Regions from separate parts of the Homo sapiens genome. Here all the other regions are linked to region 2. Evidence: chromatin loops called from intact Hi-C (ENCODE). Cell type or tissue: PC-3. All regions are shown on one strand.

What was found. A loop is a pair of places that touch in the nucleus more often than their neighbours do. Peaks named below come from ENCODE experiments on the same cell type or tissue, not always from the same donor. Only the 100,000 strongest peaks of a DNase experiment are listed, where the experiment ranks them.
Region 1: it touches region 2 in a loop (2.6-fold over the local background); 48 of 110 quality-filtered maps call a loop at or near these places.
Region 3: it touches region 2 in a loop (13-fold over the local background); 103 of 110 quality-filtered maps call a loop at or near these places.

The regions. Positions count from the first base shown.
Region 1 is chr1:209,872,713-209,880,712 of GRCh38, forward strand. No RefSeq gene overlaps it. Among named protein-coding and RNA genes, the nearest start is that of UTP25, 49 kb to the left of the region's middle. RefSeq lists an enhancer at 2,843-3,344. In PC-3, a CTCF peak has its summit at 3,021 (motif pointing right); DNase peaks (open chromatin) are centred at 509, 849, 3,009 and 7,119; H3K4me3 peaks cover 889 bases; H3K27ac peaks cover 2,419 bases.
Region 2 is chr1:210,308,065-210,316,064 of GRCh38, forward strand. LOC124904502 (a long non-coding RNA gene) reads left to right here and starts at 3,157. Exons shown (of 2, transcript XR_007066865.1): 1 at 3,157-3,342; 2 at 3,854-4,150. RefSeq lists an enhancer at 3,017-4,216 and a silencer at 3,246-3,305. In PC-3, a CTCF peak has its summit at 3,234 (motif pointing left); a DNase peak (open chromatin) is centred at 3,277; H3K4me3 peaks cover 1,265 bases.
Region 3 is chr1:210,139,908-210,147,907 of GRCh38, forward strand. All of the region lies in intron 6 of SYT14 (synaptotagmin 14), which reads left to right. Among named protein-coding and RNA genes, the nearest start is that of SERTAD4, 89 kb to the right of the region's middle. In PC-3, a CTCF peak has its summit at 3,749 (motif pointing right); a DNase peak (open chromatin) is centred at 3,744.

The sequences.
Region 1 (8,000 bases), 440 kb before region 2:
AGTCTGAGAAAGTCATTTCCTCTCCCTGGCCTCAATTTCCTTTTATGTCAAATGAGAGTAGTACTCTAAACTGGGGGTCAGCAAACTTTCTGAGTAAAAGGCCAGATAGTAAATGCGTAGTCTCTATTAGTAATACAGTTTCTGTCACAACTACTCAATTCTGCAGTTGTAGTACAAAAGCAGCCATAGGCAATGTGTGGCCGTGTTCCAATAAAACTTTATTTACAAAAACAGGCAGTGGGCTGGGTTTGACCCACAGGCCATATTTTGCCAACCCTAGGTGTAGATGATCTTCAGCATCTTTTTAAATAACAATAATTCCTTTAGGTGAGAAGTGGATTTTTTGATACTACACATACAATTCATTTAAATGTAAGACCCCCAATATAATAACTCCAACCATTTTTTTGTTGCTTTGGATAACATGTTTTCTTCTCTCCTTCAGTGATAAATCAAACCTCAACAGAATTTATTTAGAGGCTAGAATAACAGGTCAGGTGATGCTCTCACTGAGGAATTTGACAATATACATGACTAATCCTAGACCTCAAAGTGTTCACAATGTAATGAAAGAGACATACACATAAAGGCATAATTATAAAGCATTACAGTAATTGCTATAATCATGCTATTATCCATTATCAAGACTTAAGTTCTACTACATCCAAATTTGAGATGCTAGAGCAGACCAAGTTCAAGGACATTGCAATATAATACATGTAGGATATGCAGAAAATTGGTGGGCCATCTGAAATGCATTCTTGTGAAAATTGAGGGTGTGAGTTTTCAGGGAAGTCTTGACTCAGAATAGGACTGGTCCACAGAGCAAGGCTGTGTCAGATTACACTTGAGACCTAAAGAGTGGCCATCTGTGATAAAAGTCAGACCTTTGTTCAACTACAAAGAAGTAAGGCGTAGTTATGATACAGAACATGTGAAGAGAACTTTTTGTTCTGGAAGGTGCACATGACATTCCATTTGAATGAGAAACATCAGAGAGAGGCGTGCTTTCACTCTCACAAGGCACGATCCCCAGCTGCACAAAGCTTTGTATTTCTTGTTATATTTCCTTTTTCAGGGAGATGAGGGGCTGGTGGTAGAGATGCATGGACCACAGCAAGTTATTGTGCCATGATTTTGTCTTTGACGTACTTATTTCTGAAATTCATTATGACTTGAAATATCCTTTTCATAAAGACTGCAATAAAGTCCTTTGACAATATGGCTAGATGGATCAAAGGGCTTATCTCTGTTGAATCTTGAGTAGCCACCCAGATATCACTGGAGAAGCAACAATGCAGGTAATTCAAAACACCCTCAACTCACATTTAGTTGACTTTGGGATGTAGCACAGTTTTGCAGGAATATATTTATATTTCTTATATTTCATAACCTAATAGAAGCTTAAATAGTTACCTCAGCCTTCATTGCACAGATAATGAAAGAGAAGCTTAAAGAAGAGAAATTAAGTACTTGCCCAAGGTCACATAGTTAGTTAATGGAAGAACCAAAACTAGAACCTAGATCTTCTGATGCCACATTTCAAGCTCCATGAACCACTGGTAAGAACTACCTTTTATGCTGGTACACAGTGTGTGTACAAGATTACACCTATAATGATAAAACTGGTGGTTTTTATTCTGTCCTTTTCTATTTGATTATTTCCTTTTTAATAGTGCTGGTCATGGTCCACAAACTGACTACGAGGTCTCAGCTAGCATCTGTAAACACTGCTGTGGATCACAGAATTGCTTATATGCCATCCTAACCATATACCAAATGATGCTTTCATACAACAGTGAAAAAATATTTCCCTTGGAAAGATTACATTTCTACTGTCACTTTTTGTAAGTGAGTATAAAGAATTTGTGACTATTTGGTTTTCTTAGGGAAAAAAGATTAAATATGCATAAAGGGAGCCACAAATCTGTCAAGTATTTTCAGACTGCATTCAAAAACTCACCGTTTCCATGAACTCTTTCCACACTAGACTCATTGAGCTCTCTGATCTTCTCAACACTGATGTACCTTTTTGCAAAACATTTAGTCACTGATCCTAAACTTCAACTTTATCCCCCTTTTTCTAGAAAAATTAAGAAAAATTGCACTCACACACAAAAAATTCCATTGGCATCAGGGGACTCTTACCTGCTTATTCCCAAATCTGGGAGGTGTGGTGGAAGGCTCACATGTATGATACAGAAAGACAGGCATCCATACATGTCAAATACTATATATCTGAGAGCTGAAAATATGATGGGAATGCAACAAAAAGTCAAAATCAAGTGGTCCAGGATGGAAATTTGGCTTAAAAAAAATCAGTCTGGGTACAGTGGCTCATACCAATGATCCCAGCACTTTGGGAAGCGGGCGGATTGCTTGAGCTTAGGAGTTCAAGACCAGCCTGGGCAACATGGTGATACCCTGTCTCTACCCAAAATACAAAAATTAGTTGAGCATGGTGGCGTGTACCTGTAGTCCCAGCTACTTGGGAGGGGCTGAGGCAAGAGGATCACTTGAGCCTGAGAAGTCAAGGCTGCAGTGAGCCATGATCACACCACAGCGCTCCAGCCTGGGTGACAAAGCAAGACCCTGTCTCATTAAAAAAAAAAAAAAAAAAAAAAAAAAAAATCAGATTTCTAATGCAATTTTAGAAACTTTGCAGCCTGTGGATACCACAGACTCAACTGGATTCAACCATGCATTAGTCCTCCTCCCCAAACATCCTTCAGAGTTACACATTTCCAGCAAGTAATGCTTTGAAATTCATTTTGTTTTCTTAACCACCAGGCCTGCAGGAGATCAAGGCTAAGGGCAAGGAGCGGAAGGGAGACACACAAGATGCTCAAGTCTTTAAAAATCCCCATTGGGAGAATCACGCTACAAATGGACAAATCACATCCTGAAACGGTGGACTCTCTGAAGACCTTACAAAACAGCCTTCAGGCCTGATCTGTCTCCTTTCCCAGCTTGAACTGTGTTTTCCTAAAGTGGTTTCACTTTCCTCCTTCTCCAAAAGGTGGCATCAGAAAGGAGGGAGCAGGAAGGCACAGGCCAAACGCTCATCTCAATGGCTGCCTCAGCCATGCTCTGACAAGTGAGCTGATGGGAAAATTGCTCCTAATTAAATCACTTCATTAAAAAGAGACCATTTTCCAAGCGAATGCACTCCGCAGTTCTCGTGGTGGGTAATTTGTTGTGTTAATAAGCTGGAGAGGTTGAATTCCAAGGTTGCAGCCGCTGACAGCCTGCAGAAATAGGGACCATATTTTGGCAATGCCCTTGCCCTGTCGAGGGTACCGAGGAAAGCTGACAAATGGCAGTTCCTTATAATAGTTTTGCTCACTGGAGACCTGAGGGGCTGAGAATGATGTTTTCTAGTCTGTAGGTTTAGGATGCCAACAAGATAAAACAAATACCCAGAAAAAGGCGCTGTGTCTTTTGTTCGCTGAAAAATAAACAGGGGAGGACTTCCCTTTTGTAGATCCCACTGTGATAGAGGAAGAGGGTGCTTCTTCAGCTGTATTTGAACCGAAGCATGGAAAATTGCCATCTGCATTCAACTCTGTGGTTTTAGGGCAGCTGGATAGGCAGTGCTGCACAGTCTGAGGCTGTGGACGTTGAAGTTAGACCAAGTGTCAGTTCCAATCCTAATACTTACCAGCTGTGACACCTTGAACATGCATGGTAATCTCTCTAAGCCTCATTTTCCTCATCTGTCAAGACAGTCATAATACCTACCTCTTGGGATGGTGGTAAAGAGTAAAGAAGGTAATATTTGTAGAGTGCATAGTGTCTGGCAATAGGAAATACTTATTAAATGGTAGCAAAAGTTTTTTCCTCCACTTTACAGATGAGGAAATGGAGGATTACAGTGATTAAGTAGCTTAACCAAGGTCATAAAACCCTGAGTGGGAGGGTCCGGACTGCGTTTGGCTCTAAATCCAGGCACCATGATTTCACTGTTGGTACAGATGGAAGCAAGCACTTAAATGCATATGATCTTATTGGCTGTGAACTGAGCAGGACCTCTGATATTTCCATCTAGAGCAGGCCAATCACATAGTGCACAGATTATATTCCCTGATAGATATCTTGGCAAAAATGGTCCCAATCCCTTTGGTTCTTGGGCTGATCTTGTTTGAGGATTCTGTTGCTCAGAGCCCCTGAGCCCGTTTCTCTCTAGCTTCTAAAGAACATTTGGTCTTCTTGGTTCCCTGTAGCCAGTCTGCTGCTTCACTTTTCTTCTTTAGCAGCTCAGAAAGATTTCTTCCCTTATTTCCTGAAACCCCAAGGAAAACTGGTGGTCCTGGCTCTTGCCTTCTGACCTCCACTTCTTTGTCAAGTTTCCACTTTAGTTTGGCTTCTGTGGAAAATTCCACTGTGGACTTCTATGGATGAATGCACTCTCTAATTATATTGAATCTACAGAGATCCATTTTCATAACCCTAACAGGGTTAGTCCCTGAGTTCCTGTGACTGTTAGATGATCATGGACCCAGTGGATCCATTCTGCTGGGTACAAGGGGCCCTCAGGGAGGCTCACTGACGGTGGCCAGTCAACCGTCATGAGTCATTGCTATTGTGCTAGAAAAACAGAAATTTATGGCTTTGATCAATATCTTTCCTTAGGGCTCAGCATCTCTTGGCTCTATTCTGTTGTTGGCACTCTGAAACAGCAGCAGTTAAAAAAATTTTTTTTTCTACTGCAAATAAATTCTTTTTTGCTACAGTTTTTCTGAGGGCTCTCACTGCAAAAGAAACCAGGAACTGTACCATAATTTGGGTTGTGTTTAGTTCTCTTTCCCTCTCTTGGATTTCCTTCCTGCCTCCTTCCTTCCTCCTTCCTTTCTTCTCTTTTTCCTTCCTGTCTTTTCTTTCCCCTCAGTACCCTTGCTTTCCTACCCTCTCCCTTCTCCTATCCACTCTGTGTTTCCACATTCTTTTCAATTCAATAAATATTGATTAGGTACTCAATTGATTGTACTAGGTAACTCAGTACTCCCAAAATGAGATGGTCTCTGTTCTTAAGGAACTCATGCTTATAACTTAGTAGAAATCTTTCCTATATTGCCTTTTCCCCCCAATTTATAGTGAAGGCTGAAAATCTAGATACTATTTAGGGTTAGTAAATATTCTCTTATAAAAAGTCAAAAACTTCTTGAGGAGTCTCACTTAGTCATTCACACATTAGTATGATTTAATTTAATAAGATTGCTTTCCCTCTCATACCTAGTTAAACAGCTTGCCTTGTAAGAATAAAGATTCTGATTGGGGAAGGAGAAGTAGGAAATTTGGAACTATAAAACAATTTTTGGAGGTTGGCAGCCTCAGGGAAAGCCCTTGGAAGAGGATAAGAACACTGTTCATTAAGATAGAGATTCTTGTTTTAAAACGAAATCAGGCCGGACACAGTGGCTCACGCCTGTAATCCTAGCACTTTGGGAGGCCGAGGTGGGTAGATCACCTGAGTTCAAGAGTTCAAGACCAGCCTGGCCAAATGTTGAAACCCGGTCTCTACAAAAATATAAAAATTAGCCAGGCATGATGGCAGGTGCCTGTAATCCCAGCTACTCGGGAGGCTGAGGTGGGAGGATTGCTTGAACCCGGGAGGTGGAGGTTACAGTGAGCTGAGATCGCACCACTGCACTCCAGCTTGGGCAACAGAGCGAGACTCCATCTCGAAAAAAAAATTAATTAATTAATTAATTAAACAAGTAAATAAAAAATAAAATGAAATCAATAAAAAAAATATAGATATTCTTTTTACCCAAGGCTTGTCAAACACCTCTGTGACCTATAGTTTTAATTTGAACCAAGGCTGAGTGAGAGAATTTGGAGGGATTGTGATTTTAATTTCTCCAGTTGTAAGAATCTTTGACTCTACTCTCAGCAGCAAGAGGTGGAACTTTTTTACTGTCTTCTCCACTAGACTGTAAGCTCCATTAGGTTAAGATATGATCTGTCTTGTTCATAATTGTGTGCTCACTGCCTAGAACTATGCCTGGTATACATGTAGTAGGTGCTCAAGAGATACTTGATGAATAAATGAATGAATGAAAAAAGTGACAGTTGCATACAAACTGCTGAAGGGTGTAAACGAGGTGGAAATTGCATCAGGTTGAAGAACACTTTCTACACCCTGGTTTAGAAAGAGCTTCATGGAGAATAGTTTTCAACGCAGAGCTAGTGGACTGTTTGCCTGGACCTCAAGGACAACAGAGGAAGAAAATAACTGCTGAGAACCAGTAGGGAACATTACCCAGTTGGAGTAATAACACTTCCAAAAAGTGAACACTTTAACAATGAACTATTTCTTGAGCATAATGGAATGTACAATCAGATTGTGTGCATATTCTGATTGTACAGAATATGCCTGGTGGGATGATTTTACTTCTCTTCTGAGCAATCTGGGAATTGTCAGGAAAATGGAGATAGCTTCAGGCTAAGAAGGGATTGCCCAGGGAACTGCCTGGTGTTTCTGCAGAATCACTGCATGCTCCACAGGGCAGAGCCTCTCATTGAAGGCTCTGGGTGCTTTGTATCTCAAGAGTTGTCACCCCTTAAACCCAGGAACCCTCTCCAAATTTGTTCTACAGGGTTGTTCCTATCTGGAGTGACAAGTGACTACGCAGTCTGTTTGCAGGGAAGACTTTCCAACCCAGTGTGGCGTGGGTGTGGGGATGATTCTGCCCCAAGGCAGGGAGGAGAGAAAATGTCCTTCAGTGAGACCCTTCAGCCTGAGAATCCATAATTACCGTGTAGACTGGCTGCATAATATGACCTATTCTCCAGCTCCCTGAGTGATGGCAGGTGTGGTTAACTCGACAGTCTTCCTCCTGTGCCGTACATCTTCTCCTTTCCCCAATTACACCGACAGATTATTCCTTCCTGGTGTCCTTTTTTTTCCCTTTGTCTCAGAAATAACGAGGTGTCATGAGTCTGCCATACATCACCCTATCGGCAGCGAGTGGTGACTTCTGATTAGTGGAATACCATGGGAGCAGAGGGAGGGAGCGTGGCAGCACCGGCTGCTCTGCCTGGCAGCCCTGTCGCGCCTCAGAGACTGGCGTTTTGTCTGTGTCAACAAGAATCCGCCTGGATATTACTCATGTAGCCGGACATAATGAATTCAGCTGTTTGCTAGTGCAGCAAATAGGTTTTTTTGCCAGTGATATTAGGATCAAGCTGAGTAATAGGATGTGTCCATACCAGAGTAATGTCCATTTATTAGCTTCTGTGAGAACACACACACATTAAGAAAAATCACATTTCGCGTGGCTCTGTAGCTGAGGGAATTGCATGTTAAAAATTTCCACTCAAGCAACCTCAAGCTAAGGATTTGTATTCCAAAGAACTGGACCTATTTCACCAAAAGTATTTACTTTCGAAGTAGAAAAATCTTACAAGCTTAATGAGCACAAATGACTCTGCCTTATGTAAAAATCCCTCTGGGAAAGTTAACCTTAGTGGAGGAGAAAAGCTGGAGGTCTACAGAGAGGGCAACCCAGGGGAAATGGCTGACACATGCTGTCTTTCAACATAACGTCAATTGGCTTTTTTTAATGGCAACATAAGATTGACTTTAATTGCCTAGGAGGTTACGCTGGGAACAAGAACAGGCTTCTAAGTCATCAGGAGAAGCAGCTGTCTACTTGATTTCAGGGGCTGGGGGCATATTCCCTTAGTCCTCCTTAGAAACCTCTCATCAGCTCAACCTCTCATCAAATGGTGGGACTAAACTCCCACCATTTCAGATTCATCCCTTGGCTTGAGATTTGCCTTTGCCCAGTGAAAGATGTCACTAGGAAGTGCCAAACGTGAAGCCTCTTAGAATTGTACAGTGCCAGCCCCCAGAGACTTAGTAGTTTGGAACTCTTTCTTATGAATGAGTTTTGATGGGAGAGAAGGTGAAAATTGGAGGGCTCTGGGATCTGGTGGAGGAGAAAGAGAATATAGACAAAGTAGAGAGGGGGTGACTAGTAGTTCCAAAAAGGTAG
Region 2 (8,000 bases):
TCCCATTGCAGATATTTGCCAACAACCACATGAAAAGGAAAAATATGCTTGAAGACAATGCATTATGCAACAGATTTGCCTTATAATATTACTTATAATTCCAATTCTATTTTAAATTCATTTAAGGTGTGACTCCCCACTCCCCTGCACCATCCAAAGTCATTTAAAGACCTAGGTGGGCTGGGCATGGTGGCTAATGCCTGTAATCCCAGCACTTTGGGAGGCCAAGGTGGGTGGATTGCTTGAACCCCGGAGTTTGAGACTAGCCTGGGCAACCTGGGGACAAACCCTGTCTCTATAAAAATGATAAAATTAGCCAGGTATGGCATGCACCTGTAGTATCAGCTACTCAGGAGGCTAAGGTGGATGAATTACTTGAGCCCAAGAGGTCAAGGCTTCTGCTAGCCGAGATTGCGCCACTATAATCCAGCCTGGGCAACAGAACGAGACCTTGTCTCAAAAAACAAACAAACAAACAAAAAACCAAAAAAACCTAGATGATAAATAAATAATCATACTGATAACAGCCTCTCATATTACCAGAGAGAACACGATTCTAATAAAAGCCAGTCATGACCACACTCAACATCTAGGATGGGGAAAAACTGTTGTGTTCTTTTCCCATTGGCTCTCCTTTTGGTCATATGAAGACAGCTTTAGGGCATTTGGAAGGCCCGTCTTGAGAACTTCTCAAGGCTGGTTTTAGTTAGTGGCACTTAGAGTACAACATGTTTAGATTTTTCCAAGAGGACCATCTCTAAGCAATCTTTCGCCTGCCAATAGCAACAGCATCTCATAACCATGATGTGCTACTATGCTCAAAGAATGCTTCCGTCTTCAAGGTAACAAAAGAATAGAACAAAGGCAGTTGAAGGAACTGAGACATATAAATGTATTGGTTTCCTACAGCTGCAGTAACAAAGTACCAAAAACTTGGTAGCTTAAAACAACAGAAATTTATTCTCTCACAGTTCTGGAGTCACACGTCCAAAATCAAGGTGCTAGCAGAGTTTGTTCTTTCTGGAGGCACTGAGGGGAAAGCTGTTCCGTGCTTCTCTCCTGGCTTCTAGTGGCTGCAGGAAATCCTTGGGGTTCCTTGGTTTGTAGATATATCACCCCAATCTCTGTCTTCACATTGTCTTCTTCTCCATGTGTCTTCTTCCTCCCCTCTTCTCCCCTCCCTTTCCCTCCCCTCTCCTCTTCTCCCCTCCCTTCCTCTCCTTTCCTTTCCTCTCCTTTTCACTCCTCTTCTTCTCTTCTCAAGACACTTGCCATTGGATATAGGCTGATCCTAATAAAACATAATCTCATCTCAATATCCTTAATTAATTACCTCTGCAGAGATCCTTTTTAAAAATAAGGGGATTCGAGACCAGCCTGGGCAACATGGTGAAACCCCATCTCTACAAAAAATACAAAAAATTAGCCAGGTGTGGTGGCGTGCACCTATAGTCCCAGCTACCCAGGAGGCTGTGGTGGGAGAATCACCTGAGCCTAGGAGGTTGAGGCTGCAGTGAGCCATGATTGTGCCACTGCACTCCAGCCTGGGTGATAGAGTGAGACCCTGTCTCAAACAAATAAGTAAATAAATAACATTTAAAAATAAATTTAAAAGTAAGGACATATTCACAGATTCTGTATCTTTTTTGGGAAAGGGATGGTGGCACCATTCAACCACCATAACATGTAAAGGTAAGTCAAGTAAATCCAAGTGAAAAAGGCAACAAACATGTCTATGATCCTTTAAGAAGAGATAAAATGACTGGAATTATGAACTGGGGATCAAGATATTGAGTTATATAGTCTTAGTTCTGTCAATGGTGACTCTGGGATACTGGGCAAGACCTTCTCCTTTGCAGGCCTGGTTTCTGCATTTATAAAATGAGAGGATGGATTAAATTAGTTTGAAAGTATGTTCCAGCTCTGGTGTTCCATGATTCCACATGAACACCCATTCTCCTAGTTCTCACATGTGCTTATGTGCACACATGGGTGCAAGTCATACCCCACCCTCTTGCAGATCAAGCCAGCCACCTCCCAAACCCAAATGTGATTTCCACACTGAATCTATAATCTATGCTTTCTCATGTGGGGCATCTGGGAGCTGGCTTCCATTGTGTCATGTTTGACTTGGCTGGAGAAATAAATTTGGCAGTGCTTAGAAATGCCACACCTTTATATTATGAGTTTTTCCACAATCTTCTTGGTGTCCAGGACTTGTGATCACTTTTCTTTCTTATTTTCCAATTGCGTATTTCAGCCTGTGGTCTTCAGCCTGCCCACCGCTTTTTCTGCCGCAGGAGCGGCCCCTGTCTCAGATGATTGTCCTGGCACTGGCAGATGACCTAAGTAGGTAATAAACAGATAAAGAAGAGAGACTTGGAAATTCCATGGCATCACTTCTTATGGAACTTTTGATGGTAAAATGACCACATGCTGGAAATCACACTGCAACTCTACTCCAGAAAATCTGTGTGGCATCTAATTTTGGTGGATTAACTGAGTCTTACTATCCCATGCTTCATGTGAGGGCTGTGCAAAGGAAGGGTATAGTCATGGAATCGTAGAATGACAGAGCTGGAGAAACTGTACCCTTTTTTTTCTATGTACAGTGTATATGCATTTTTCTACTTAGGTTCCATGAGGGTACAGAGTGTTGTTCACAGCTCTCTCCTCAGCACCTAGCCCAGGGTGTGGCAGGTAGTAGGAACTCGTCAAATTTCTGATTATGAATGAAAATGAATGCAAATCAGATGCAAAGAAATCTGATTCTTAGAAGAATTCAGATCTCATGCAACCTTCTCATTTCTGATTCATTTTCAGTAGCCAGAAACGTTAGTAGGCTAACACTTCAGTTTCTCTGCTAAATAACTGATGAACTAAAAAGGACTAAAAATATCAAGAGAATTCTCCTATAAGGAGGAGCTCTGCACTCCTTCCACTGTGGGCATTAAGGATAGCCCTTCAACTTACCTGCTTTGTAAATTTAGGCTTTTTTAACATTGGGTTTTCTTAAACTTCTGTCTCTGCCTCCCCATTCTCCCCACTGGGCACCTCCCCCCCCCCCCCCCCCCCCGCCACGTGCGCGCGCACGAACACACACACACACACACACACACACACACACACACACACAGTGGCGGGGGGCGGGGGGTCTCATCTCTCTTTGCCGCCAGCCTGGCACCTATGGAAACAAACAAGGTCTTGTGCAGCCACCTAGTGGTGTCTCTTCACCCCTGCAGTTCCCCATGACTTCTAAAGGAAATATCAGAGGGCACTGGGAGGCACTGAGATACTTTGAAGACAACCCACTTCTCAAGGCATCTGGGACCGCCCCCAGAGGTGAGCCAGAGGGAAAACAGGAGAGCGAGCTCAGGGCGTGCCCGGCTCCGGCCGCTGCCTCACTTCCTCGGGGGTCAGCGGCCAAAGGCAGTGGGCGTGAGGCCAGACGACCCTGCACCACCCGAAGGAAGTGATGTCATGGTCTCCTTCTCCGAGAAGCCTTTGACACGGAGGGCGGGGGCGGGGGGATAGGAATGAGTGCCAGGGTGGGACAGACAGCCCTTGTTCCGTGGGAAACGTCAGGCTTTGAGAGACTTGTTTCATAAACATGCCTTGCCTCAGTTTTGAACCCTCCATTCGAGTTCCTTTACAGAATTGTCCCTTGAGAACGATAAACTGTTGTGATCAGAACAGAAAAGGGTCAGCCAAGCAGTGATCAGAGAACAGGGGCAGGCAGAACTCAACAGCCACTGGGCAATGGGGTTTAAATGAAGAGCCATAACATTGAACGAGGCTCCTAGGAGCTCCTAAGGACTCTGGAACCTTTCCACGGGGTCTTCAACCTTCACAGGTCCCGGGGTGCTGAGCCCAAGAAAGAGATGGAAGTCAAAGACCAGCACGATCAGACACACACCTTTCTTCTCATTCCATACACCACCCTGCAGTACCACCGTGACTGCTACCATCCCGCGAGCACCTTGCCTTTGAGGATTTGACCAGTTTTCATCCGAGTAGTAATGTATCCGATGTCCACTGGCTCCTTCCTTTACCCACGGACAGTTCTGTGTAAGCCTTTCTCATCTGCCTACAACGTCTGCCTATAAATTATTAGGTTTCTCCATTTAAAATAAACGGAACTTTCCCTCAAGCCTGCGATCCATACTCACCCACACCCACACTCCTCACGGGTGTCTCCAAAGAGCAGTTTATTCTGACCACTCTGTTCTGACCCCATTCCCATCTGGCTTCTGTCCTAACCATGACGGAAATTGCACTTTTGGAGGTTGCTCACGACTTTCTAGTTGCCAAATCCAAAGGCTTCATTAATAATAACATGTCAGTTTTGATATTTTATACAGTCACAGCTCCTGGTGTTCGAAGATGTAACTTAATTTTCCTAGAACTGACCTCAAATCATTAACTCAACCTCCAATGTCTGTGGTCTTTCTAATTCAAGATAAATCCAGCCCTTTCTGTTTTTTATCTTTTGTTTTACAGAGATGGAATCTTGCTCTGTCACCCAGGCGGGAGTGCAGTGGCACGATCATAGCTCACTGTAGCCTCCTGGGCACAAAGGATCCTCCTGCCTCAGCCTCCCGAGTAGTTGGGATTACAGATGTATGCCACCACACTTGGATAATTTTTAAATTTTTTTTGTAGAGACAGGAGTCTCCCTTTGTTTCCCAGACTGCTCTCAAACTCCTCGGCTCAAGCAATCCTCCCACCTCAGCCTCCCAAGTGCTGGGGACTGCAGGTGTGAGCCACCGCACCTGGTGCCCATTCTGTTTTTATTTTGATTTTAAATTTTTATTTTCATCTAACTTGTTTTTGAAATGTACCATCAGACCCATTCTGATTTTTTTTTTTTTTTGAGACAGGCTCTTGCTCTGTCACCCATGCTAGAGTACAGTGGCTTGATCTCAGCTCACTGTAACCTCTGCCTCCTGGGCTCAAACAATTATCCCTCCTAAGCCTCCCGAGTAGCTGAGACTACAGGCGCACACCACAAAACCTGGCTAAATTTTTGTATTTTTAGTAGAGACAGGGTTTCGGCATGTTGCCCAGGCTGGTCTTGAAGTCCTGGACTCTAGCAATCCACTCACCTCAGCCTCCCAAAGTGCTGGGGTTAAAGGTGTGAGCCACCACACCCAGCCCCATTCTGTTTTAAAACAGAATTGAAACATAGTCTTTGAATAGCGAATCAGAAGTTCCCTCCCCTTATTCCCCGACATTTTTTCAGTCTCTGCAGCTGCAGGGGGCATGTGTCTGTGGGGCAGGGTTCATGCATCATGTTGGTGTGGGGAGAAAAGCAGCGTCTGGCCCATCATGACATTCTGTCTACAACAGTTTCCACTGATTGGTAACTCTTGCAACTTGGTCTCATTGTCCTGAGCCAGCACTAGTTTCTGATGGCCAAGTTTCCACTGTCACCTCCCTTTGCCTACATCCTTATAGTCCAGACTGCAGCTCCTTTGGATCCTTTTGGCTTGTCCAGGGCCTCTTCTGCGTCCCTTTTGGTGGCCATAGAAACTTTTCAGATTTTTCCCCAGCCTCGCCAAGATGCAAGGGGTTTCTGTGTGGCCACCCTGGATCATGGTTGCTCTGTTCTTCTGATGCCATTCTGGTTGTGGAAATTCTCCCAGGAACTATGATTCTCCCTGGTACATTCTGAGAGGAGAGACACATGTGTCCTCTGCTATGGAGAGTCTCTGGTGATGTACGAATTTCTTTGACTATGACTATAATAGAAAATGCATTTTACATCACGGCTGAGCACACGTACACATCACACATGAAACAACAACTTCACCAAACAACATTGCCATTACCTGGCAACAAACTCTGGGATTTCCTAGTCCATTGTATTCTCTTTCTTTTAATGCTGGTTTTATCCCGATAAACCAATTTTATGATGCAAGAGGTCTCAGCCCACAGTTTAAAAAATATTGCCTTGATAGTGGGTTTACTTGGTTCAGAGGGTGGGCTCTGGGCTCCATACCAAAACTTAGGAAGCAGCTACACACTTGTTTTGCTCTTTCTCAAAATGCACAGCTTTCAGAATCAAAGAAAGTCCTGCCTCTCAAGCTGTTGTCTCTACTATGGGTTTAAAATAAATCCATTCAGACATTCAACAGATTTTTTCTTCTCAGCTTTATCTACTTTCTGTCTGAGAACAATGTGTATGGAATATGACAGAATGATAAAGAAAAGAGTAATGGTTATAAAGAAGCACAAGGGAAAAAAACCTCAGTTAACATTCCCAAATACACCTGTAATCCCAGCACTTTGGGAGGCCGAGGTAGGTGGATCATTTGAAGTCAGGAGTTGGAGACCAACCTGGCCAGCATAGTGAAACCCCATTTCTACTAAAAATACAAAAATTAGCCGGGCATGGTAGGAGATACCTGTAATCCTGGCTACTTGGGAGGCCGAGGCATGAGAATCACTTGAACCCGGGAGGTGGAGGTTGCAGTGAACTGAGATTGCACCAGTGCACTCCAGCCTGGGCAACAGAGCAAGACTTAGTCTCAAAAAAATAAATAAATAAATAAATAAATAAATAAATAAAAAATAAAAAACCAAGCATTACATATTCTGTTGGTAATAGTAATAGTAACTAATTATGATTCAGTATGTATTATGGGCCAGGCATGATGCTTAGCATTTCATGTTTATTATTTCAGTTAATCCTTATACCATCCCTATGATATGGTACAAATAGTATCCCCATTTTATAAAAAGGAAGTTAAGGCTAACCTAAATTTGACTGTTTCTCTGCCCTTTACATTCAGAGACCATTTCTCATGTCTGTTAGTTTTTGTTCTAGCCCTACCTCTATAAAATTAGGGATGAAAACTAGACCATCTCTCTCAGCTCAGAAAGAGTCCAGCAACCTTTCAAAGGCAAAGCTGCTTTCCACTAAGTTGGAAAAGTGATGGTCTTGCTGCACAGGCCTGCAGCTTGAACTGCACCCATCCCTCCTGCTGCTCTTAGCCTTTCTCCATCTAGGGCTTTCTACGGCCTAAAACTCAAGATCATCTTCTTCCAACCAGAAGGGATTAGGAGTCCTTCCTTCTTATTAGCAACCTGCAGATCCTCATAGGAAATGACCACGGTAACTTCCCTTTATCTTTTCTAAAACCCACATCTATAAAAGGGAGAAAGTGTCTCAAGAATGCAAACAAAACATAACTATAAACTTGAATTTTCTCCTTTGATTTGGTGAGTTCCTTCTTTATCCAGCAAATATTAATATTTATTGAAGATGTACTAGGCACATTTCTAGGTGCTACTGGAGATCAGGTGATGAACAAGACAGATCAAATTCTTCCCCTTCTGAAATTTACACTCTATAGGGGCTGGTTTCTGGGGAGTGCAGACACTGACTGGAGGTTTTCAGCTTTCTTTTATGTCACACTTCCTAGTAAGAAATGTGTCTTGCACAGCAATGTAGTATATTCCTTCTCCCTTCTGCCGCCACACAATAGAATCAAAGTTTTGTAGAACACTTGCTCTTATTAAATATAAAAACTAAAAACATAAAGTTAATATTGCCTTATTAATACTTGAATGCAGCCGGGTGTGGCGACTCACATCTGTAATCCCAGTACTGTGGGAGGCTAAGTCAGGCGGATTGCTTGAGCCAAGGAGTTTGACACCAGCCTGGGCAACATAGTGAGACCCTGTCTCTAAAAAAATTAAACAAGGTTAGCCAGGCTTGGTGGCATGTGTCTGTGGTCCCAGCTACTCAGGTGGTTGAGGTAGGAGGAGTGCTTGAACCTGGGAGGTTAAGGCTGCGGTGAGGTATGATGGTGCTACTGCACTCCAGCCTGGGCGACAGAGTGAGACCTCATCTCAAAACCAAAAAACAAAAAACTTGAATGCAGCATAAGAAAAATTTCCCAAATAAGCAATACAAAAACAAGAGTCAGGCAAGACTGTATTTAATGCACTAGGAGTACTTGTCTGCTTCTAAGTTTATTCCAGTCCAGAACATA
Region 3 (8,000 bases), 170 kb before region 2:
CTTTTATGAATAATGCTGCTATGAACATTTGTGTACAAGTTGTTGTGTAGACATATAGTTTCATTTCTCTTGAGTATATGTCCAGTTCTAGAGCTGTATTTATTCTTAACATTTCTGGGAACTGCCAAACAGTTTTTCAAAGTAGGTGCACCATTTTACTGTCCCACCAGCAATGTATGAGAGTTTCAGTTTCTCCACATTCTCTTCAACACTTGTTATTATCTGTCTTTTTATGTAAGCTATCCTACTGGGTATAAAGTGGTATCTTATTATGGTTTTGATTTGTATTTCCCTAATGACTAATGATGTTGAGCATCTTTTCATGTGCTTATTGACCATTCGTGTATCTTCTTTGGATAAATTTCTATTAAAATCCTTTGCCTATTTTTTTGCCTTTGGATAAATTTGGATAAATTTTGCCTTTGGATAAATTTCTATTAAAATCCTTTGCCTTTGTCTCTTTATTTTTGAGCTGTAAGAGTTCTTTACATATTCAGGAAATCGGTCCCTTATAAGATAAGTGATTTGATAATATTTCCTCCTATTCTGCTTTTCTTTTTACTTGATGATGTTCTATGAAGCACAAGGTTTTTAATTTTGAGAAATTCAGTTTATTGATTTTTTCCTTCTGTTGCTTGTGTTGTTAGTGTCTTATCTATGAAACCATTGCCTAATATAAGATAAAGATTTACTACTATGTTTTCTTCTAGTAGTTTTATGGTTTTAGCTCTTAAATTTAGGACTATGATCCATTTGAGTTGATTTTTTAATACGGTGTGAGGGAGAGGTCCAAATTAATTCTTTTACATGTGGATATCCAGTTGTCCCAACAATTTGTTGAAAAAAAATCTTTTTTTCATTTATTTGTGTTGGCACCCTTGTTGAAAATGAATTGCCCATAAATGTAAGTTTTTATTTCTGAACTGTCAATTATAGTTCGTTAATCTATTTGTCTATCCTTCTGCCAGTACCACACTTTCTTGATTATTGAAGCTTTATAATCAGTTTTAAAATTGGGAAGTGTGAGTCCTCCAACCTTGTTATTGTTTTTCAAGATTGTCTTGGCTATTCTGGGTCCCTTGCACTTACATATGAATTTTAGGACACTTAAATTTTAGGATTGACTTCTTTGTTTCTGCAAAAAAAAAAAAAAAAAAGAAGGCCATAGCAATTTTGATAGGGATCGCATCAAATCTGTTTGATCCGTACTTTGGGCTACATTACTGTCTTAACAATTTAAGTCTTCCAGTCCATTAGCATGAGATGTCTTTTCATTTATTTAGGACTTCTTTGATTTCTTTCAAAAGTGTCTTGTAACTTTCGTGTAATACAAATTTTACAGTTTTGTTAAATACATTCCTAAGTATTCTATTCATATTGAGGCTATTGTGAATGGAATTGTTTTCTTAATTTTTTGTTTTCTAATTGTTCATTGCTAGTGTAAAGAGATAAAATTGATTTTCATATATTGATCACAAATCCTGAAGCTTTGCTGAGCATATTCATTAGTTCTAGTAGTTATTTTCTTCATGTGCATTTTAGGATTTACTGCATAGGAGATCATGTCATCTGTGAATAGAGGTAGTTCTGATTCTTCACTTCCAATCTGAATGCCTTGACAAAGACATTCTCCTAGACTAGTCGCCCCCATAGTTTATTGTTGCTGTTTGTTGTTGTCATTCCTCTTTGATGACTTTCTTGGTTTTTGTAAAGTCTATATTATTGTCATGTGCATCTCAGTTAACATTAGTGGTCAGCTCAGCTAACAACTGGACAGAGATTTCATTAAGTCTTTGCTGAGGGGTTCTGTGTATATTGAGCCATGCTTTCAATGCTCCAAGAGTCAGTTTACAACTGTGCCTTAACTTTCACTTTCTGCATGCACAGAGCAGCAAGATCAGCTAGAGGTAAGAGACTAGGACCTTCTCAAGTTTTTTCTGGGCATGCACATAGCTTTGCACATGTGTGTAGACTGCTAGATTTCCAGAAATGCCTTAGAACTTTTCAGAGATCCCTATTAACATCTCATTCCCTAGATTTTGCTCTTATTTTTTCATTGGCCAGAGCCAGTACTGCTTCTTTGGTGACTGCCATGTTAAACACTTGCCACTGATTGTTTCCAACAGATGTTCTAAGGATATAGTTCTTATCAATCTGAGTCAAGTAAAATCAAAACAAAGCCTGAGAATGGAACTTTTCACAGAACTGTGAGACAAGTGAAGTAATGTCATTTCTCTGAAGATGGGGCTCCTGGGCACTCCAAACCCATTCTTCCCCCCTCCAGCATCTATGAGGCTGTTGGATTTCACAGTTGCAAGTGTTGGCTTTCAACACTACCAGGGAACTGGGGAGAGGGTAATGGGAATAGGGTATATTTAAAATGCCACAAACCTTGGTAGTTCTCACAGTATTGAGCCATTTTTCTTGAATAAACACTCCTTGGAGTGTTGCAGGCCTTTAGTTAGTTCAGAGTTCTGAAAAAGTTTTTTTTGACAATGTTTGCCAGTGTTCATGTTGCTTTTATAGAGGAGCAGACTTTCAGAGGTCCTTACTTCACCATTCTGCCTGTAAGGGTGTTTGAGTAGAGGTGTGTCCCCACCAAAGCCAGGTGTATGGAAGTCTAGTTTACCAGTGTCTGATGTCCATATGCTGGCATGGAGATTGGTGAACTGTAGTGTGATGAGCTGATCCAAAATGGCCATTCAGTTAAGGAAAACTAAGAACGTTACCAGAAAAAAGATACAAGGCCAAAAGTTCAAAGATTTAAAAGTAAGTAACAGATTGAGCTGACATGGAGGATGACCTGATTGAGCATAGGAGACCTCTCCTGTGCCTGCTCTCTGCACCCCTTCCTCCCCCATTTCCCACTGTTTGCATTCACGGCAGACTACACAGATAATAGTGTAGAAGAAGCATCAGAATGGGGAAAAGATAACTAAGATGAAATTGCATTATGGAAATATAGTGATCTATTTTTAAAACACTTATGTGTTAGCTCACGTAATCTTATCACTTGAGAGGACATGAACATGAATCTCTGTTTTATAACGGAGAAAAATGAGACTTTCAGTAGATCAATTACTTCCCAGGCTTAGGGCTAGCAACAGGTAGAACTACTCCTAGCTCTTTTGATTTGTCAAGTACTTTTTGCACTATTAGATAATAACACTCTATTAGAGGAGTTTTAGTAGTAAGGAAGAGCCTATTTTGAGATACTATCCGGAGGAAAAATCACCAGTGTATATCTGGTTGGTCATGTGAGATTAAAAAAGAGAAGATGCCCAAAAGTTGGAAAAGGTAATGCATTAGAAGTGTAATTTTAAAACATTGCAGCTAGCCAAAAAACAAGTGCCATTCTAATGTAGGGAAATAAAGATCAAGTTGCTATTAATTCGGTGAAAGAATCAGGGAAATAATTACTGAATATTTAATCTTAGCCAGAAATGTCTATATTTTGCTAATTTTTCACCATGTGTCAGCAGCACTGTAAACAATAGCAATTACAATAGTTACTTGGAATTGGATATCTAAATTTGTTAAATATTACACAGTTGGGAGTATATTATATTCATTTGCTCCCGTTTGTTTATATTTTAATATCTTGAAAAATGTCATATATTATTTAGCGCTATATTCAATATTTTACCATCTATATTATTACTGTCCACCAGACTACTAGAGAGTTACTTAAGTGTAATACTGTAAGTTTTGACTTAAGTGAAGACTCAAAATATTTTGGAGAAACTGGGTCGGCAGGGGGCAGCACAGTCTTACAATGTATAAAATGTGGTCATTTGAATGACCATTCAGAAATAAGATATAAAGATAGTGTAGTTCATGGCTTTTCAAGCTTTTCAAGCATTCAGACCCTTTATTTCAAATGAAATATTATTTATAACTCAAAAAAGTAAGGCAGAGAAAAGTGATATTTTACTAACAAATCTTATTTTATAATATTTACTTGTAACATCTGTTAATACTGAAAATGATAGGGTTGTTTTGATGAACAAAAAATTGAGAATAAAATTTTCTAGAGGGTACTGTTACTATATTATTTTTATAGATGAGGAAATTGAGTCTCAAGGAACTTTTAAAACATGTCCAAGGTCACGCAGATGGCAAAAAGTTAGAGCTTATTCATAAACTCAACTGTCTTACTCCAAAGCACAGGCACCTACAGTTATGCAATTGCTGCTAATACGTTTTCATCTTGCTGCAGCTCTGAAATCCAGTGCAATGTATTTCTTTTGTTTTAATTATACATTTTAGAGAAAACTCTGATTCATATAGATAAGGAGTTACAAATGATAACTTTGACAGCTTGCTCTTTAAACTTCAAATATTCTCAATTAAACAGAAATGACAGGTAAATCTTTAGTCCAAGATACAAATAATAATACATTAAATTTATTTGCAATACAATGTGTTCCCTAATATATTAACAAGTGATATAACTATTAAGGAAGTAGACATAGTTATTTCACCTTTTTTAGATAACTGAAGTATGGAGATGCTAAATACCTTACTAAAGTCACGGTCCTGTAACAGACCCCCGTAAATCTGACTGCAAAGTTTCCTTTCCTTACGAGTACACTATATTGCCTCTATTATATTACTCATTTATATACTCGTATTGTTCTTATTTTAATTTTTAAATAGTTAAAATTATATTTTTAAAATGAAATTCAATAGATTTCACTAACCACTGTTGGAAAACCAATAGTCTATGGATAATTATAATCCAAAACATGGAAGACACTTAGAAATCATTTGGGGCTGTTATATTAATAATTTAATTTATTTCTATTTAGTTTTCTAATAATAAAAACATTTATATTAAAAACAGATTCAAATCATCTCATTTAAAACAAATTCATTAAAGGGAACATATAACATAATTGGATATATCAACTTGTGTAGGAATAACTGATTCTAACACTCTATATGCTGAGTGACCAATTTAAAAAGCTCACACTTCCCCCAGGTGTAAATGTGAGAGCATTTCTGGGATACGGAGTCTTTAGCAACCCAATATGTGTCAGCAGTGACTCAGATATCTCAGAGAAAGAAGCTTTTTGAAATTTTCAGAAATGTGATAGACTAGTAAGAAATCAAGGAAGTCAGCTACATTAATTTTGAAGCACAATGTGTAGTTCTTAGTATGCGCTAAAGGTCTGTAGGTTAGAAAAATCTTACATGATTACTACAACTATAACGTGTCTAGATCAGTAAGATTGATTATAATAAAACATTTTTAAGTCTATGTTTTGCTACAGGGTAAAAAATTGCAATTTTTTGCTCAGGATATAAAATGTGCACAAAGCAAGTATTATCTCAAGTAAAGACTTATCTATCACTAGCACAGCTAAGTAAGTTGTGATCCCTGCTCAAGCACTCAGTCATGCAGCATATTTGGCCTTATTTTTTGAAGATGTATATCTGAGCATGTTACTCCCCAGTTCAAAATGCCTCTCTTGCTTCCATTACTTGTAGAGTAGGTCCAACTTTTCTTACCACCGCATTTCATGTCTTTCATGATTTATTATTTTCATTCAGCAATATTTATTAAGTGCCTGCTGAATGATAGGCACTGTACTAATTTGAGGACATACAAAGATGAATAAAACAAAAGTTCTGCCCTGAAGGGACTCACAGTCTAGTGGGAAAGACAGACAAAGCAACAGTTACAGGACAGAAAGTCTCTAATAGAAATATTCATATAGTGCTGGATGAGTAAAATTTGGCTTCAATCTTCCTTTCCATCTGCATTTTCCACCCCCTCCCCATATACACATGCCACTCCAGACCAGTTTACATTTACCAAACGTGATACCCACTTTTGGGGGCTTAGCTCATACTTTCTTTGTGTGAAATGCCCTTCCCTATGCCTGCTGAAATACTATTAGGACCAACTTCAGGTATCTCCAGAATATTGTTTCTGTTACCAGAGTTAATCATATCCACATATTTTCTCCCATAAAATCTCTAAAGGCAGTTTATCATAGTCTGCCTTGAAATCAGTTCATCTATTCCCTAGTACAGTGCTTGTGCTGAACAGACATTGAATATACTTTTCTACTGCTGAGTCTCTAAATAACAACTTTATTTCTAGTCTATTCTGTTTCCTTCAGTAAGATAAAAACAGTATGGCCCGGCATGGTGGCTCACATCTGTAATCCCAGCACTTTGGGAGGCTGAGGTGGGCAGGTCACCTGAGGTCAGGAGTTCAAGACCAGCCTGGCCAACATGGTGAAACCCCATCTCTACTAAAAATACAAAAATTAACCGGGCGTGTTGGCTCATGCCTGTAGTCCCAGCCACTTGGAAGGCTGAGGCATGAGAATCACTTGAACCCAGGAGGCAGAAGTTGCAGTGAGATCACGCCACTGCGCTCCAGCCTGGGCAACAGAGTGAGACTCGGTCTCAAAAAAAAAGAAAAAACAGTATATGGCCTATTTATTATTTTTGCAACTGGCCTGAAGTCTGGTCACAAATAAAATGAATTAGGATTATAAAATGAATATGAATGTTTCTAAAAACTGTTAAACAAAATGTAAACAGTGTATTAGGTACTACAGTATAATGGATACTGTTGGTTTTCTGCCCCAGGTGTAAATGTGAGAGCATTTCTGGGATACAGAGTCTTTACTATTTAGCAACTCAATATATGTGAGCAGTGACTCGGATATCTCAGAGAAAGAAGGTTTTTGAAATTTTCAGAAATGTGATAGACTAGTAAGAAATCAAGGAAGTATGTATATACTACATATATACTATATGTAGTATATATGGTCTATATGTGTATATATGATGTACATACGTAGTATATGTATACTACATACTATATGTTATATATACTACATATATACTACATACATACTATATGTATGTAATATATACTACATATATATACTACATGCATACTATATGTATGTATGTACTACATATATACTATATGTATGTAGTATATATGGTCTCAGGAGATCGAGACCATCTCCACTACTTCTTTCCTTAAAAGAAATCCTATTTTGTTCAGGAAGCCAAACTTAGGCTATACAATTCCCACAGAAAAAAATAATTTCCATTGAAGATGAACTCACATTTTAAAAAGTATGAGCAGGAAGAATTGGTCCACCATGAATGACAGTAGATGCAAGAGAAAGATGTGTTGGCAGCTCTAGAACTAATAGGGCTCTGTGAAAGACATTATAAAATAAATATGCTTTAATAGAATAAAGAAATAAAAGAAGTAATAGAAACTACAAAAAAAAAGAATAAGACAATGTGGGAAAAGAGGCTGATTTAAATAAGGGCCATATTGAACTTCTAGAATGAAAAAGTCATTAAAAATACAGTCAATGAAAAATATGAAAAAGTTTTGGAGAGTGGAATAAGAATGTTAAGCATATTTTCCAATAAGGACTCCAGAATGTGAGACTAGAGAAAATGAAAGATAATATTTAAAATACATAGATCATCAGATTGAGAAATTAGAAGTTTTAAACAGGATTATTAAAACTGAGTCCACACCCATAAAAATTACAGTGAAAGGATAAAATACCAGACAAAATGATAAAAGCAACCAGAGAATATATAAGGGAACAACAATTTGACCAACAGCAGACTTCTCAACAGCTACAACAAAGGCCAGAAGGCAGTGCAGTAGTGTAACATACTACATGCTAGACATTGTTCTAAGTATTCAGTATACATTAATGAAAAACAGATATAAATTTTGGCTTGCATGAAACTTAATTCTAGGTAAAGAAGAGAGAGATAAACATAATACAATAAGTATAGGGTATGTGAGAAAGAGATAAGTACTGTGGGGTGGAGGGAAAAACAGGGTAAGCAGAATTAAGAGTGCTAGTGAGAAAGGAGGTGTACTATTAAATAAGGGTCAAGGTATAAGGCTCATTGGGAATGTGACATATGAGCAAAGACTTGAAAGAGGTGAGGGAGTTAACCATGTAAAAATCTGAGGAAAGAACACTGCAAGC